Linked DNA regions of Mus musculus: region 2 is linked to region 1. A link is a loop called in an ENCODE intact Hi-C map of the cell type or tissue named here. Cell type or tissue: left cerebral cortex. All regions are shown on one strand.

Region 1 (8,000 bases):
TGTACGTAGGTCCTGAGGGAGAACCGACTCAACCCTCTCGTCTCTTAAACGAAGGGGCCTGTGCTCTCCGTTCTGAGTAAAACCTGCTCTGATCTCGGAGAAAGAACCCTTCTGATGGCTTAACTGGTCCCAGGTATCTGTTTTAGTAAGTCAGAGGGCCAGGGCGCACAGGAGGATGATGGGAGTGGGGCTGGGGTTCTACGGGGCATTAGGGTGGAGAGGAACTGACCATAACTAAGGGGAACACACAACTGAGAACCCCTACATTCCACCTTCTGAAGCAAACCAGAGAGCCTGGGATCTCCTACGCTTGCCGGCACCCAGGCTCCCGAGGGGTCACGGTGATGATCTGTGGGAAATGTGTTAGTTCTCCCTCCATGATGTTATGGTAAAGCACACCGTGGACATCAGCTCGAGATACTACCCCAGAAAAGACCAGTGTCATGGATAAGGTGGGTAACTGGGACGTGGCGGCTCTCATCCACCTCTCTCCGATGGTGTCTGAGCCCATGTTCAAGGTGTATCTCCTCCCCCAACCACCCCTTCCAACAGAAGGAGAGGAGCCCGCCGCTCACCCCAGGTCGGCTGCCTCGGTCTCCAGGAGGATGCTGTTGGTTTTGTTATCGAGGACCACGTTGCTGACGTCGCTGCCGTAGAAGCTGGAGCGAGGGGTGCTGACGCAGCTGGACAGGAGGGAGTTCATGGCTGAGGACTGGTTGGAGCCCGGGATGTTCATGGGAGAAGGGGTTAGTGATCTCTGCTTGACCACTTGATTGACGTTCCTCACCGTCTCGAAGACACGCTTCTGGTGGCTGCGGAGGACAGGGCAGCCGTGAGCCAGCATATCAGGATGAACCTGGAGCTAGCTCCTCCACAGATGCCTACCGTGGGTGGCCCGCTGTCTGGGGGCCTCACATGCTCCTTAGGGAATGGGGTGCCTGCATCATAGCATGCTAGTGCCAACCGCACCTAAGGCTCAGTAGCACAGCTCAGCACTGATGAGCTAAGGCTAGCCCACATGGCTCTGTTTATCACGACCTGAAGCCTGAGCTACAAATGCTAGTGCTTTGGGGTTGCTTTCTCCCTGGCAGGCCAGCTTCTTTCAGACATACAATGAGAGCCACAGGAGGGCCGTGCTCGCTCCATTGTAACCACTCACATAAAGTGAAACAGCAGAGCTCCACGGCAGTCTGGAGTTTCTGCCTTGAGAAGATAAAACCCCACTGGGCTATTCTTAGAAACTGCCATTTCTAAGCACGGAGCCCACAGTTTGATTTCTCCTTTTAAGGGGAAGAGGGTTGGGCATATGCTCGGACTAGCTGCTTCCTCTGGGGATGCCGGAGCTGTACATACACCAAAGCCACCAGGACGCTAGTCATTCAGGAGGAGACGTGGTCCCCAGATCTCTCAGTGTTCCATGAAGGTTATAATGGCTTGTATATGCTCGGCCCAGGGAGTGGCACTATTAGAAGGTGTGGCCTTGTTAGAGTAGGTGTGTCACTGTGGGTGTGGGCTTTAAGATCCTCATCCTAGCTGCCTGGAAGCCAGTATTCTGCTAACAGCCTTCAGCTAGGAAGACAGTATTCTGCTAGCAGCCTTCAGATGAAGATGTAGAACTCCCAGCTCCTCCTGTACCATGCCTGCCTGGATGCTGCCATGTTCCCACCTTGATGATAATGGACTGAACCTCTAAACCTGTAAGCCAGCCCCAGTTAAATGTTGTTCTTTATAATACTTGCATTGGTCGTGGTGTCTGTTCACAGCAGTAGGGGAGATGTAGGGGCCGAGACCCCAGGAGTAGCCAGAGGATCAGAAGCCTGGCTCACAGCACTGAAGAGCCCGTGTTTTTCTTTTCTTAGCAAACATGAACACTTTTTAGCGTAATGCTTTCCATTAAGGGAAAAGGTGGAGGGTGGGAGATGGGAAACCCAGCATCCTCCCCACTCCCTGGAAATTCATCAGGTAACCTCCTTTGTTGGTTTGGGTTGTTTTTCCGAGATGGGACCCAAGAATCCCAGCTATAAAGAGGGCCTTGAACGCCTGAGCCTCCTTCCTCTACTTTACCACAAGGTGCTATGAGGGACACAACCCAGGGCCCTGCATGCCAGGAAACTATGCTACCTAGTGAGCTCCAGCCTTAGAGAGATGTCACTGTATCGTCTACTTCCCTTAACCTGACAGGGAAGGACCATGGCTGGCCGGTGGTGTCTAAGGTCCATACACGCTAGGTTATGAGCACCGGTTCTGAGTCAGTTTGAGGGGACTTGAAATATAAAGGCCACAAGGTCATACGTGATGTCTGGAGACTCCAGCTCTTCCAGCTGCAGCTCCTTGCGCATAGTTCCCTCGATTTCTGCAGCCAACGAGTCCTGGGGAAAGACAGAAGACATGCGTGGACTGAGCAGGGGCTCAAGGCTTCCATTTCTAGATGAGGTCTGTGGCCAGAAGAGCCAGGAGGAGACCAGGCACCCAGCAGTCTCCAGACTTCATGCCATACAACACAAGGCTAAAAGCAATCCCTACACAGAGAGAATCTGCCAAGCCATGGCCAGGGCAAGTTCTGAGCACACAGCACCTTTGGGTTTAAGTGAACAGCCCCTGACTCTCACGTAGCTGAGTGTCTGACAGCCAGGCACTCTTTGACCAAATGACAGAGCTAAAATTGTGGCTACGATGTGGGATGGAGAAATCAGGGGGCACAGGAGAGTGTGTTCAGAACAGTGGGAACAAGTCCAAATATCTCTAAACTTCCAAAAGGTCCCACACAGTCCAGTTTATGGTCCCAGTGACTCAGGATTATGACACACAGGAGGCCAAGGCTTTCACCTGACTCCTAGGTAGACAATCACCTGCTGAAAGCTCTCTGGTTCTGCTTGCTGGGGAAAGGTCCCTGCCTGCATGGACTGTGGTCGACATGTTGCCACTGCTGTACTTTCTCTGCAAGCTCCTTGCTCCACCAGCTAGCCATGGCAACCGCCTGTGTTCTCAGGTGACAGGACTGCTGCTTCCAGTAAAAAACTGTACTCCCTCTTTGCAGACATTCCCTGCCCACCCTGACCCCACCGCACCCCATCTTCCACACAGTGCACCAGTTAGCTCTTTAATTCCTACTAACTTTCTGGACTACACTGCTGCCCTTTTCTGAGGGGACGAGGGAGTGTAAGCTTTAGGGTCAGGGGAAGGCTGGTCCTGGAGTGCTAACTACCCAGGTGTACTGAGGTTGACCCCCACCCCCACCCATCCCCACCATGTGAGGAAGGTTTATGAAAACAGAGGACAAATTTCCCCAACAAGGTTCAAGGGGCACCCGAGTCTGCCTGTGGACTGCAGATTGAAAAATCCCACCACAAGGCAATGGAATTGAAAACGCTGATGAGGAAAGCTGCTCCTGGCAGCTGGAGTGGCAGAGAGCAGACGCAGATCTGGGCGCTCAGCTCCAGCCACATGGGCACGCTGCAGCCTTTAGACTTTCAGAACAATCCTCTCTAAAACCTGAGCTTGCAAGAGTCTCGAAACGGGCAAACAAAAGCTTTCAGTAAGCATGAAAGTGGAGACTCCAGGGTGTGTGCTAGCCAGGATGGTTTGATTTTTTTTCCTTCTTTTTAAATTATATATATTTTTAATTGTGTGTGTGTACATACATACACACAGGGACACAATGACAGTGCTTGTGCACTACGGTGGACCTGCTGAGGTCAGAGGACAATTTGGGGGCGTTAGTTCTTTCCTGTCTTATTGAGATGGGGATCTTTCCGGTTTCTGTCACTCCTCACAGTATTCCAGGCTAGTTGGCCTGTAAATTTCTGGCAGGTTCCCTGTCTCCACTTCCCATGTCACAGCATGAATGCAGAGATTACAGATGTATGCCACCAGATCTGGCTTTTCTTATGGTCTCTGGAGATCAACCTCAGTCTGTCAGGCTTGCACATCCTAGTGTTTTTAACGTGCTGAGCCTGACATCTCCCCAGCCTGGGTTTGTGACAGTTTTAAGGCCTTGGCCGTTCTCCTCTAAGTTACCCAGTAAACTTACAGGCTCACCAAGCAGGACTTGGGAGAAACTGTTTAACTGGGCTGTCTGGGGTGGATAGAAACTGCCTTCTCTGTCTGGGGTGACTAGAAACAGACTTCCCAGGAAAAGTATTTCTGCAAGAGACTCCTCCCTCAATCCCTTCTCAGCTGCTGAGACAGCTCAGAGAGTGAAGATCAGATCCCTGGGACCCAAAGAACTGACTCCACAAAGTTGCCCTCTGACCTCCATGCATGAACCAACTCTAATCACACATACAAACACAAAAATAGTAAATAAACATTTTTAAAATTTAAAAAATTGACCCTTTTCTCGCCTTGCAGAGAATCTGTTATTCTGCAGACGAATGGAACAACGCCTGGACCCACAGGAGCTCTTGGGGGCTTGTTCTCGGGCTGCCTGTCATCCACGTGCAGTTGCTGCTTGGCTGGCTACAGCTCTACACTGTCTTGTGCTAACACCCACAGTGCTGTAGGACACAGCCAATGTGTGGCTTCCCCAGCTTAGGAAGCTATGGTCTGGTAGAACATACAATGAGCACGCTCACTTCCTTCTAAGTAGATATCACAGGGAAATGACTGGAGACTAAACTGGAAACCCCTTTGTCCGTCACCAAAGCCCTTCAGAGCCTTGATATCAAACAAGCCACACCAGGACTAACAAAATAAGATCATGGGGGAATGCTATTCCTAAAAAAGTTGGTTCAAATCCCTGACACCAACAAAAGGGTTAATAAACACACAAGGAACCAGGAGAAGTTCAGGCTCTTTAAGGCATGGGTAATAGCTGCCCAGACTAACATCTAACTAAATCAAGTTCTTTGTAAAAATCTCCTAACAGCTGCAGGGAGAGCAGCCTATAAAGAGCTAGTCCATCTCAAGGAATCAGGAGCCCCCAGCTGGCAGGTCCAGTGCAAACTTTAAAGAAGCAAGCAGCTCGCAGGAAAGATGTAGGACCAGGGATCAGAAGGGGACACGAAGCCCTGGGCGCTAAAGTCTGAGGATGGTCTGGGGAGAGGCGCACAGGAGAACCCACTCACCATGGGGAACAGGCCCAGAGAGTGGTAGCGCCGGGACGTGGGCATCGTCTTGTTCCGCAGGTTCTTCAACTCCTCCTGAGCCTCATGAAGCATCTCCATGCACTCCGCGTACTTATCCTCCAGCTCTCGGAGCTGTGGGGAGAGGCAGAGGGTCTCAGACAGCACCAGTGAGCACCCAGGAGCCAACACACCCACCAGCCCTCCCGCCTGAGAGGCAGAACCTGTGGCCCTGTGGGCCCACGGCAAAGCGGGTTGGATCCACAAGGCTGGCTTTTCACAGACTCGGAAAGCTGCTCACACGCTCACAGTGGGCAAGCCAAAGAAAACGCCCAGACAAAACATTAAAGAGGCTAAGAGGCAAACCCTCTTCTCCAGCTGCATCTTTCACTTTTGTTTGATACAGGGTCGGTTTATGTAGCCTAGGCTGTCCTTAAACTCATAGCCATCCTCCTGCCTCAGCCACTTGTGGACTGGGATATATGTACTACAATGCCCAGATTCAAGTTGTATCTTTGAACAGGCTCTTTACAAGTCTGTGGCACATCTTGTTCACCTATCTAGTGTCTATCAGGAGTTAGAATATGTCAGGCCCTGAGGTACTGAATCCAGCCTCCTTACGCTTACACCAAACGGCAGGCACAGAACCCAGGCAAAGCAGTATTATGCTAATTCAAGAGTGAAGTGTTTGGTATGAGGGGAAGGACCCGGGCCTATGGGGGAGTGGCTTCACTGGAACCCGAGGCCCGAGAGAGTTCAGGCAGGGACACCCACCTCGGCTGTGAGTTGACGCTGGGCGTCCTTGGCAGCGCCCAGGTGCTGGACAAGCTCTTCATTTTCCACCGCGCACTAAACATGGTAAAGAAAAGTCACCTCTGTTAAGACACTCAGGAGCCCGACTGTCCCCTCCTGTTACCTGTCTGTGAGAAGCTCAGCACTGTCTAGAGAGAAGCGTGCACCCGACGCTATGGCAGAGCACTGCCTTCCATATAATTAAAAAAAAAGACAGGCTTTTAAAAATGTTCTCATTCGTGTGTGTGTGTGTGTGTGTGTGTGTGTGTGTGTGAGAGAGAGAGAGTAAATGTGTGTGCACACGTGAGCACGTGTGTGTGTATGTGAGTGTACATGAGTGAGCATGTGTGAAAGAATGTGTATATGTGAGGGTGTGAGAGTGTGTATATATAGAGTGTGTATGAGTATGAGCATGTGTGAAAGAATGTGTATGTGTGTGAATGTGTGTATTCATGTGTGAGGGTATGTGTGAGTGCGTATAAGTGTGAGCATGTGTGTATATATGTGTGTGTATGAATATGTATGTATGGATATGTGTGTATATAAGAGAATTTGTATGTCTGTGTATGTATGTGTGTGTGAGCATGTGTGTGTATATGTGTGTGTGTGTGTGTATGACTGTATATGTGTATGAGTGTGTGTAAGGATGTGTATGAGAGAATGTGTATGTGTGTGTATGTATGTGTGTGAGTGTGTATAAGCATGTATAAGTATGTATGTGAGTATGCGTGCCTACAGTGCACGTGGAGGTCAGAGGTCACCTTATGAGCATTGGATGAACTCAGGACTTGGCAGCAGGCGCCTTTCTCCACTGAACCATCTCGCTGAGCCCGCCAGGTAATTTTGAAGGTAAAGTCTTCCCTGGGCACTTGGCACTTGATTATTCTCCATAGCCCAACCCCCACCTCCAGAGTCTGAGTGCTTTCTGGGAGTCTGTCCTCCCTCCCCTCCCCTTTCTGTCTATTTTCCCTTCCTTCTTTTCCAGAGGCACCTCCTCTCTTCCTCCCAGTCAGAGCCCAAGGGACACCAGTCAGACACACCACTCTCCCACAGACAATATCTGAAGGGACAACAAACAGCAGACTCCATGGTTTGTCAGATAAATCCCAAGGCTCCGTATCTACAGCACTTCTCTATGAACTCCACTATAGATCACCCTTAGGAGCAACATCATCATAAATAACGCCTCGGCCAACCTGGGCCGGTGGGGTTAGTGCCTGAGCTCACTAAGCCTCCTCCAGGAAAAAGTATGCATGGCTCAGGTGGGGAACGGGCCTCCCACTAACCACCTGTCCCATCCCCGCATGGCCACTGCCTCGTCACCCAGAGACACAGAAGCCTTACAGATTTTGCCTTCTTCTGTAAGTCCACGATTTGCGACAGCAGGTGGGTGATCTCCTCCTGCTGGCGGGCGGCATCTTCCGTCTTCTTAGCCAGCTCCTCAGAGATGCTCGCAATCTGGACGTTGGCATCCCCTGTGACGAAGTAATGACAAGCAGGTGGCTGAGTTGGAAAGCCACACACAGACCAAAGAGGGAACACCGTCTTTACGGGGAGGAGTGGGGATGGGGAGCACGGAGGGAGTGGAAGAGGACATCTTTCCAAGTGGTGATGTGGTCCCTGCGGGGGGGGGCTGGAAAGAGAAGGAACCCAGCCTTCTCATTGGCTGTCTCTCCTGTGAGGGCTGACTCTACTAACCAAGGCTGTCCTCAGGGCAGGACGGCAGGCTCCAGGAAGAGATCTGGAAGTGATACCCCAAAGATGGCTGCACTTGGCTGAACCCCAGTGCTCCACTGTGAACAGATCACAACAGGAACTCTGCACATGGAGCACTTTGCCTGTGGCTTTCCGTGGCATTTGGAGCTGCAGCCCATTTTACTAGACATGAATGTGAGTTGTGTTTCACTTCGCTGAACGCCCTTTCTCTTATCTTACCTGGAAACTCATAACGGAGGGCATGGGGAAGGTCACTGATTTGAATAGCAAAGCTGAGAGTCAGGCCTTCATTGTTGTAAATCAGATCATTGATCTGGGCCGACCGACCTTGAGCATCATCAAATGATTACAATATTCCAATACTGAGTAGACATTAAAATTAAATATCCACCTCACTGAGAGCATGGCTCTCGACTCACAAACAAGCAA
Region 2 (8,000 bases), 51 kb after region 1:
TCAAGCCTCGCCCCCTGATCGCTGCTCAGCTTTCAATCTAACTGTTGCCATAGAAACTGACCAGCTCTTTTTAAAAAAAAAAATGACACAGAGATGAAGGAAATGTCTTCCAAGGATGCTGGGAGCAGAGGTGCCGTTCAAGGAGATGGACGGATGTGGGCGTGGCTTAGAGGCACCACCCCCTCTCTCAGGTGAAAGGCCTGGTTCCTGAGCCTCTGCCTGGACCACTTCAGAATGGTTTTTTTTTTCCCTCCTGCAGCTAAAAGACGGTGACCTTTTAAAGTTTGCAAATGATTGTCTTTTGGTTCTCTTTCCTTAAGACATTTAACGGCGCTTCCTAATTTTTTAAGGAGACTGAATGAATGACCCAGAAAACGAAAACATTTTCACTTACATCCTGTACTATTTATGCTTGTGTCTTTATTCAAACTTCTCAAAAAGTAGCAACGTAGGAATTGAGGGAAATGTCAACCTAAAGGGCCCCGTGTCATAAGTGTCATTGAATTTACTGTCCCTTAGGTGTGTGATCCAGAACAGCTACCAAGAGGTAGATGCCCCTGGTGACGGAGTTAAAGACTGGGGCTTTGAGAGTCCTTACAAAAGCACACGGAATCCATTAAAGCAAGCAAGCAAACAAACAAATAAACAAAACAGTTTATTCTAAGTGGGCTTAATTCTAAAGCACTTGGCAAGCTTAAAATGTTTCATTATAAAACGGAAACACTGGACAAGGGACAGATCTATTTAGACTTACTGTAGATTTAAACTCCAGCCCAGAAACATATTCTCCCCCCGCCATCCCCCCCATCCCCTTGGCACTCAGAGAATTCTTTCTGGAAGACTGTCTTTGGCATTCCAGAACATTCTGCAGCACTCTGACCTTAAGGTACTAGATGCCAAGCAGCTCCATCCTCTGACCTCCAAAACTGACCATCAAAAACGTTTTCCCACAACAACAATAAATGCTTTTCCATGAAAATTCTAAAATTGTAAACGTATATTTTAATATCTTTGGGGGACCCTGTTTCCCAAAATAAGGCAGAGAAAAAGGGTAAATCTTCCAGACATCTGCACATGCACACACATAACTAAAAAAAAAAAAATAAATAAAGAAATGAGTAAAGGAAGCTCCTTAGAGCAACTGAGAAATCTCCAAGAAGGCACGCGTCCTTTCCCTGTGGCTGGGCACACTTGTCTCGTAGTGTACAAACTGCATCAATATTTTATCTAAGCCCCACCACACACACAAGCGAAAGCTAACAGGAGGGTGAACACAGTGCTATTTGACAGAGAAGAGCCTGGGCTTGTGGAGTCAGCTGGAGGTTGGGTTCAGGCACTGGGTCATTGTCTCAGACATATCAGTGTCATCTGCTAAGTGGAGGAGATGCCAATACCTGTTACAGAGATGGGGCGGGGCTTGCTCCGGGTGATGGGTGTTCTGTTTGGCTTGAGTTTAAGGTAAGGCAAGATAGCAAGAAATGCTAGTTTCAAGCATCCTCATTACTACCTCTCTAAAGAGGGGAATGGCCCAGCATGAACAATCAGAGTGCAGATCCCCAGCTATGATTAGAGAGATGAGGAAGACACACCATTCCGAAGCACACACTGCAACAACAGAGAGGATGTGGCGGGCTAGCTGTGGCCAGCAAAAACTGCCGGACAGCAAAGCAAGGCCGCCCTGACCACAATGTGCACCAATTCCAAATCATTTTAATGTTTAAGGAACTGGTAACAAGGTGTCTGTGGCTTTAAGGTACCTGTGGTATAAAAATGAGGACCAGAGTTTGGGTTCCCAGCACACAGCTGGAAGCCAGGCATCGGCCCACCTCTGACCCCAGCACTCTGAAGGCAGAGAAAGGGGATCCTTAGAGCAAGACTAGCGAGCAGGTGAGCTCCCGATCCAGTGAAAGACCCTGACTCAGTATTAAGTGAAGACTGATCCAGGATGACAACCAGTGTCAACTTCTGGCTTTCACATGTATGCATGTGCATCTATCATATGTGCACACACTTGTTAACATTCGTGCACGTACCACATCACACACATGTGCATACACAGACACACACACACATACAGACACACAAACAGACACACAGTGGGAGAGCACAGAAGAGAGAGAGAGAGCACAGAGAGAAAGAGAAAGAAAGAAAAGTGGGAGCGAGGGTGGGGGGAGTGAGGTCTGGCAAGGATGCCTCTCTCCTATAGCAACGCAGTGTATGGCCCTTCAGTACCCATGCTGGGATCAGGGAACACACAGGGTCCCTGCAGGATCCGGAGCATGGAGGAACCATGACAGTAGACAAGTCCAGGTTCTGAGGACGCAAAAGCCACTCCCAACGATCTCAGATGAAAAGATGGACAAAAAAGCCAGCTTAGAAGAGCTGAACTGAGTTGTGACAATTTAAGCATTGTACCGAAAATACAGTTAATTATACCTAAAAGGAACAGGTGGTGTGTTCGAAAGCCATGACGCCACAGTGAATATCCAAAGCAAGGCAGGCAGGGAATGCGCCAGCTCTCACACACAGGGCAGAGACTAACGGAGCTATTTTAATCTGCCTTAGGAAGTTGGGTAGGTGTGCCTCGCTGCTCTGTTCCTGCCACCCAACCTTCTGGAGGCATTGTTCGATGTGCCTCTGTGCAGGGTGGCTATGACTACATCAGCCGGATGTGGATTGCACACAGGTACCAAGAACAGAAAAGCTTGGAATTGTGGGTATAAATCACACCCAGACAGGAGGAGGGTCAGACCCAGGGCAAGATGATGGACTACCCAGAAGGCTCCAGAAGAGAGCAAAATGCCCTACCTAGGGGGGAGAGGGGGTGAATTCTTGAGGTCAAAGTGCAGTAGACCCTGTTAACAGTCGCAGCAACACTGGCAGACCTTGCTGTATGTGGATTCCAGGACGGGGTATCTTGAGGTTGGGATCCAGGTGCAAACCCTGTGTCACTTCAGGGAACACCAGGTTGAGGGTTGAAGATCCGTCTGAAGATTTACCTCCTGGGCCAGCAAGACAGCTCAGTGAGTAAAAGCCTCTTAGCCTGGCAGCAGAGTTCAATCAGTGGGACACACATGGTGGAGGGAGAGAGCTGGTTCCTGCAGGTAGTAGCACACATACACCCCTACCCAGAAAGAGAAAATGTGATTTAAAAAAAAAAATTTACCACCAGAAGCTATGGGCCTAAATTAAACATTCAAGGTGGTGTCACCCTAAATTAAAGGGGATCAAAGACTCCTTAAGGAGAAAGTGGCAAGTCACATGAGGGTAAAGTGGAGCATGTCCTCAAACCCAGGATTCACGGGAACAGTAAGCCCCAAGGTCTCCCTCAGAGGGCCCTGAAGGAGCAAACATGGACCCCTGGACTCTGGGCTCCTGACCTTCAGAACCGGAACTGAACCCAGGTCACCGATGTGTGGCCAGCTGCTCAGAGCACTGGAGAGCTAAGGTAACCAGGTAACTAACTACTAGAGCACTGGAGAGCTAAGGTAACCAGGTAACTAACTACTAGAGCACTGGAGAGCTAAGGTAACCAGGTAACTAACTAACTACTAGAGAACAGCAACTTCCTTAACAGCTAAAAGACTCCTGAGAGGTGGGAGAGCTGGGGTGAAAGCTCAGGTTGTGAGGTCCTTACTGAGCGAGTACAGGACCCACATTCGATCCCCAGAACCCGTGCTTAAAAAGTAGGGTGAGTGCGTTGGAGAGAGGCTCCCAGAGGATCTGGGTTCAATTCCATGCAGTTAAATGGTGGCTCACAATTGTCTGTAAGTCCAGTTCCAGGGGCTCTGATGACCTCTTCTGGCCTCTACAGGTGCCAAGTATGCACGGTGCACAGACATACATGCAAGTAAGTATAACAACCAAACACATGAAATCATCTTATAAGCCGTGTATGGTGGCCTGCACTCCTAGTCCCAGGGAGAAGGAAGTAGGCAGGTCCCTGGGGCTCGTTGCTCAGCCAGTCTAGTACATATGGTGAGTTCCAGGCCAGTGAGAGACCATGTCTCAAACAAAAATATGAACAGAGCCTGAGGAAGGATGCCTGAAATCGTCTTCTTAGCTCCCCACCACACAGGCAGGTGTAGCAACACAAAACGAACACGTATATAAACACACACGTGCACAGAGAGGAAACACGCTTAGACAGGAGCCCTGCTGCAGCCCTCTCTGAAACACATTCCCAGCCCTCGAAAAGCACCACCACCTTTTCCCACAAGGCTGGAGGCAGAAGGGAGGGAGGACCTGGCTAGAGAGCAGGCGTGCCATCACTCTGCCTGACGTTCCAGCTTTCTCTTTCCAATCTTCGCTGCTGAGACTGTCAATGCCAGCCAGTGAGAGCTCATGACAGCAGGCAGTCTGCAAGGAACAGCTTGATGCCAACTGTCCCTTCTCACTCCAGGCACAGGCAGCCCCGCCACCAGGGGAGGGAAGGGTGGAAGCCGCCATTCATAAGAGCACCTGCAAGCAAAGAAAGGGCAAAGCCCAGTGGCAGCTGCCATCAGTATCAACCGCCTCTCTGGAAGGGCAGGAAGAGGATGTATCTTGGCATCAGTAAGACACCTGAGCGGGTCTGAGGTCACCACCTGCCAGCACAGAAGGTCTGCAGGGGGGGCGGGGAGGGGGGAATCTCAGGCTCATGACTAGCAGGGCACACAGATGACTCCACCACTTCAGAACCACGGGCTCAAAAGTCCCCTAATTCTGCTCCCGCACAAACCCTGCCAAACAGCGGCAGCCCGTGGGGATCGAGAGTGAGAGCTGAGCTGTCATGTCAGTTTCCTGGCTGAGCTGGGTCCAGTTCTGTCTCAAACTTGCTGAATTAACACAAGAAGAAAACAATCTGTACAGAACAGCTTGCCGGCCGTGTTGTTCATGAGCAGAAAAAGATAATGTTGAAATCTGGTTTGATCAAAAAATGGTGAAAGATGCCAGACGACGACACGGGACCTCAAGGATGTGCTACGCCCCAGAATCCCTGCCTGGGGGTCCAAGGGCAGCCAGGCGCTTTCTCTCACATGCCCCTCCCTGAGAGGCCACTCCACTCCTTCAGCACCAGTGCCCAGACCTGCAGCTGGGTGTGGCTGCAGCTACTTCAGTGGCTCAGTCGTGGAGTAAGACGCAGCCTGGCCACACTGCTCTCACTTCCAACTCCCACAGACATCTGAGCCAGCTAATACGGAGAAACGTGGAAGGGGCTTTGCTGATGGGAGGAGTTTGCAAGGCCTCTTCACTGACCACTCCCCCCCCCCCCCCCCCCCGTCGCCACCAAGGTCTGTGTGCACATGCGTGCAGGTGCGTGCGTGTGTACATTTGTGAGAACGCACTCCTGTGTGCACACACACTCTTGGTTAACTGTACACACTCACACACATCCTAAAACGACTGACCCCTCTCTGAGCATTCCCTCCTAGGTAACGGTTGGTCAGCTGTACAAACAACAGTAAAGGAAAAAATCCCTGCCTCTGATACCTTGTAAGACTTCTGAAAACTCCAAATCTGGTGGCTGCGGGGCAAACTGCTTACATATGCTACGCTGCTGGGTCTGATACCCAGAAGCATGAGGCTCTGGTGGTGGGGGAAGAGGAAGAGGAAGAGGAAGAGGAAGAGGACAAGAAAGAGGAAGAAAGCCTAGATTTTATCAAGCAATGTGCTAAATAAACAAACAAACAAACAAACAAACAAAGCACCTTCAGATTTTTAAAAAGGTAAGAGCCTGTCTGGAGACAAGAAAAAGTCTACGTATGAAATGCATGCTTAAGCCGGGCATGGCGGCACAGGCCTGGAGTCCCAGCCCAGCGTGGAGGTGGGAAGACCATAGTTAAAGGCCAGCCTACACTACGGTGAGTTCAAGGAGCAGACAGGTTCTGAACAGGCAGAGCCAGTGTGGGAGGAGAGATAGATGGTGGATGAGGAGGAGCATGCAGAGAAAGAAGAGGGGAGAGGACGAGGAGGCAAAGGGGGAGGAAGAAGAAGGGAAAGGAGGAGGAGACGGGGGGGGGGGGGGGAGAAGAGGAGGAGACAAAGGGGGAGGAAGAAGAGGTGGGAAGACAAGAAAAGGAGAGAGGGACCAATGCTGCAGACAGTTTAACTGCACAATTGACTAAGCTCTCAACGGGAATACCTTGAATAAGGCTCCTCATACTTAACCAGCATCCTGGTACCCTCCCCAGTAAGAGCTCTCTCGATACCGAGGCTCCTCAGTATGTGAGATCAGCTGTGTGTGTGTGTGGGGGGGGGGGGGGTGCAGGGCTGGAATGGAAGGGCACAGCAGACCGTGTGTTCCCACAACCAGCCAACACAGGGCCAGAGGCTGCCTGTACCTCTGTCAGGAGAGTTGAAGCTGACAGGACCTGATCCAAGGTACTCCCTACTGAAAGAGCATGGCAGTCCGGTCAAGGTGTCGGGGTGGGAACCCTCACAGAGGAAAGAATGATGTCCCAGAGGAGAGGTCACTGTCCTTACTACCCTCAGCACGAGCCTGCACATGCCACAGTCCTGGGTTAGGATGGGAAGAAGATCTAAACAATAGAGATGTGTCCACCTTCTTAGTAAATCTCAGGCAAGAACTCTGGTGCTGAAAGGAACGCCATGCCTGCCTGATCCTGCACATACTGGCTGGCTGGATTACTGCACACCGAAAGCAAAGGCTGGGGTGACATTCCAAAACCTGTTTGCTTCAGGGCCTGCTCTTTCCCAGATGACCTCTGAGGTGTGGTGGTCAGCAGATCTGGGTGTGACACAAAGAATTACTTCTTGGATCAATTGGTGTCAACCATAAAAGGCCGGGGAAGAAGGACCAACAGGAGCATGGTCACCCAAGAACAAACATGGTGACCTTGCTGCTTGGTGTGCGCTGAGTGTCACATGACTGGTCTACTGCACACAGGTCACCGTCAGACCACATGAGGCAGCTGGATGTCACAGAGCAGGAAGCGGTTTCAGGTAGTGCAGCACATACTCTGTGAGCCATGGAAATGAATTCTCTGAATGAATGAAGTGACTCTGGAAAGGTTGATGTAGAAGGAGGTCTGACTCAAAAAAAGCAGATGGGGAAGTGTTCCCTCTCATCAGCCAGGCAACTGAGGGCCAGGTTCAGGGGCAGAGCCTGGCTGTCCACCCAGGAGGGGGACTGGGGGGGAGTGTCAGTGGGGTCTTACCCCCAAACACGGTGGCCAGGATGTACCTACCCTGGTTTTACCCCTTCTGGTTTCTCACCTTAGGGAGCCCTGTATCCCCAACTCCACCAGCCACAGTGGGCACCGCCCTACACAATGCCCACAGTGGACCTAGAAGGGAAGCAGTGGACAATGTCTTCTCAGCCACCCACAGTGGCCTGGCACTGGTGATTCACTCTACTGAGTCATGTGTCTCCCGGGTTACAGATATGTAAACACATAGACAAAACCCAACCAGGGCAGGGATGAAGCACAGTGGAAACCTGCCTGCTGTGCAGACATGAAGATCTGGAGATCTATCCCTGGCATACACTAAAGAAGCCAGGTATGCTGGTGTGCCCCTCCGATCCCAACTCCGGTTCCTGGGGGCTCCTGACCAGCCAGTCAAGCTGAGTCATTGATCTCCAAGTCCACTGAGAGAGCCTGTCTTAAAATGTAAGGTGAGCCAGCATGGTGGAGAACACCTTTAATGCTAGCACTTTAGAGGCCAGTGAAGCTCTGCTTTCGAGGCCAGTCAGGGATAGATAGTGAGACCCTAGCTCAGAAACAACAACAAAACACCAACAAACATACATTGGTGATGTATAGAAGACAATGCCATCCTCTGGTCTCTACATATATATATATATATATATATATATATATATATATATACATATACATATATGAACACAGATATATAACACACACACAAGATACATAAATAAGTAGTAGGGCCAGGCACAGTGGTGCACACCTTCAATCCCCAGACTCAGAAGGCAGAGGCAGATGGATCTCTTTGAGTTCTAGGCCAGCCAGTGTTACATAGTGAAACCCTGTCTT

Evidence for each region. Hi-C counts contacts between places; a loop is a spot of excess contacts. Peaks named below come from ENCODE experiments on the same cell type or tissue, not always from the same donor. Only the 100,000 strongest peaks of a DNase experiment are listed, where the experiment ranks them.
Region 2: a loop joins it to region 1, with 2.3 times the contacts of the local background. A loop is called at or near these places in 8 of 42 quality-filtered maps.

What each region holds. Positions count from the first base shown.
Region 1 is chr9:121,446,020-121,454,019 of GRCm38, reverse strand. Trak1 (trafficking protein, kinesin binding 1) reads right to left here. Exons shown (of 16, transcript NM_175114.3): 8 at 7,200-7,330; 9 at 5,838-5,912; 10 at 5,067-5,198; 11 at 2,293-2,369; 12 at 576-812. Gm51661 (a long non-coding RNA gene) reads left to right here. Exons shown (of 3, transcript XR_003948094.1): 1 at 1-133; 2 at 282-452; 3 at 553-2,299. Among named protein-coding and RNA genes, the nearest start is that of Gm51661, 4.9 kb to the left of the region's middle. In left cerebral cortex, a CTCF peak has its summit at 7,259; DNase peaks (open chromatin) are centred at 923, 1,235, 4,497 and 7,291; H3K27ac peaks cover 2,677 bases.
Region 2 is chr9:121,395,360-121,403,359 of GRCm38, reverse strand. The region is part of intron 2 of Trak1 (trafficking protein, kinesin binding 1); the gene reads right to left. Among named protein-coding and RNA genes, the nearest start is that of Trak1, 32 kb to the right of the region's middle. In left cerebral cortex, a CTCF peak has its summit at 4,388; DNase peaks (open chromatin) are centred at 2,540, 4,339 and 4,840; H3K4me3 peaks cover 428 bases; H3K27ac peaks cover 1,713 bases.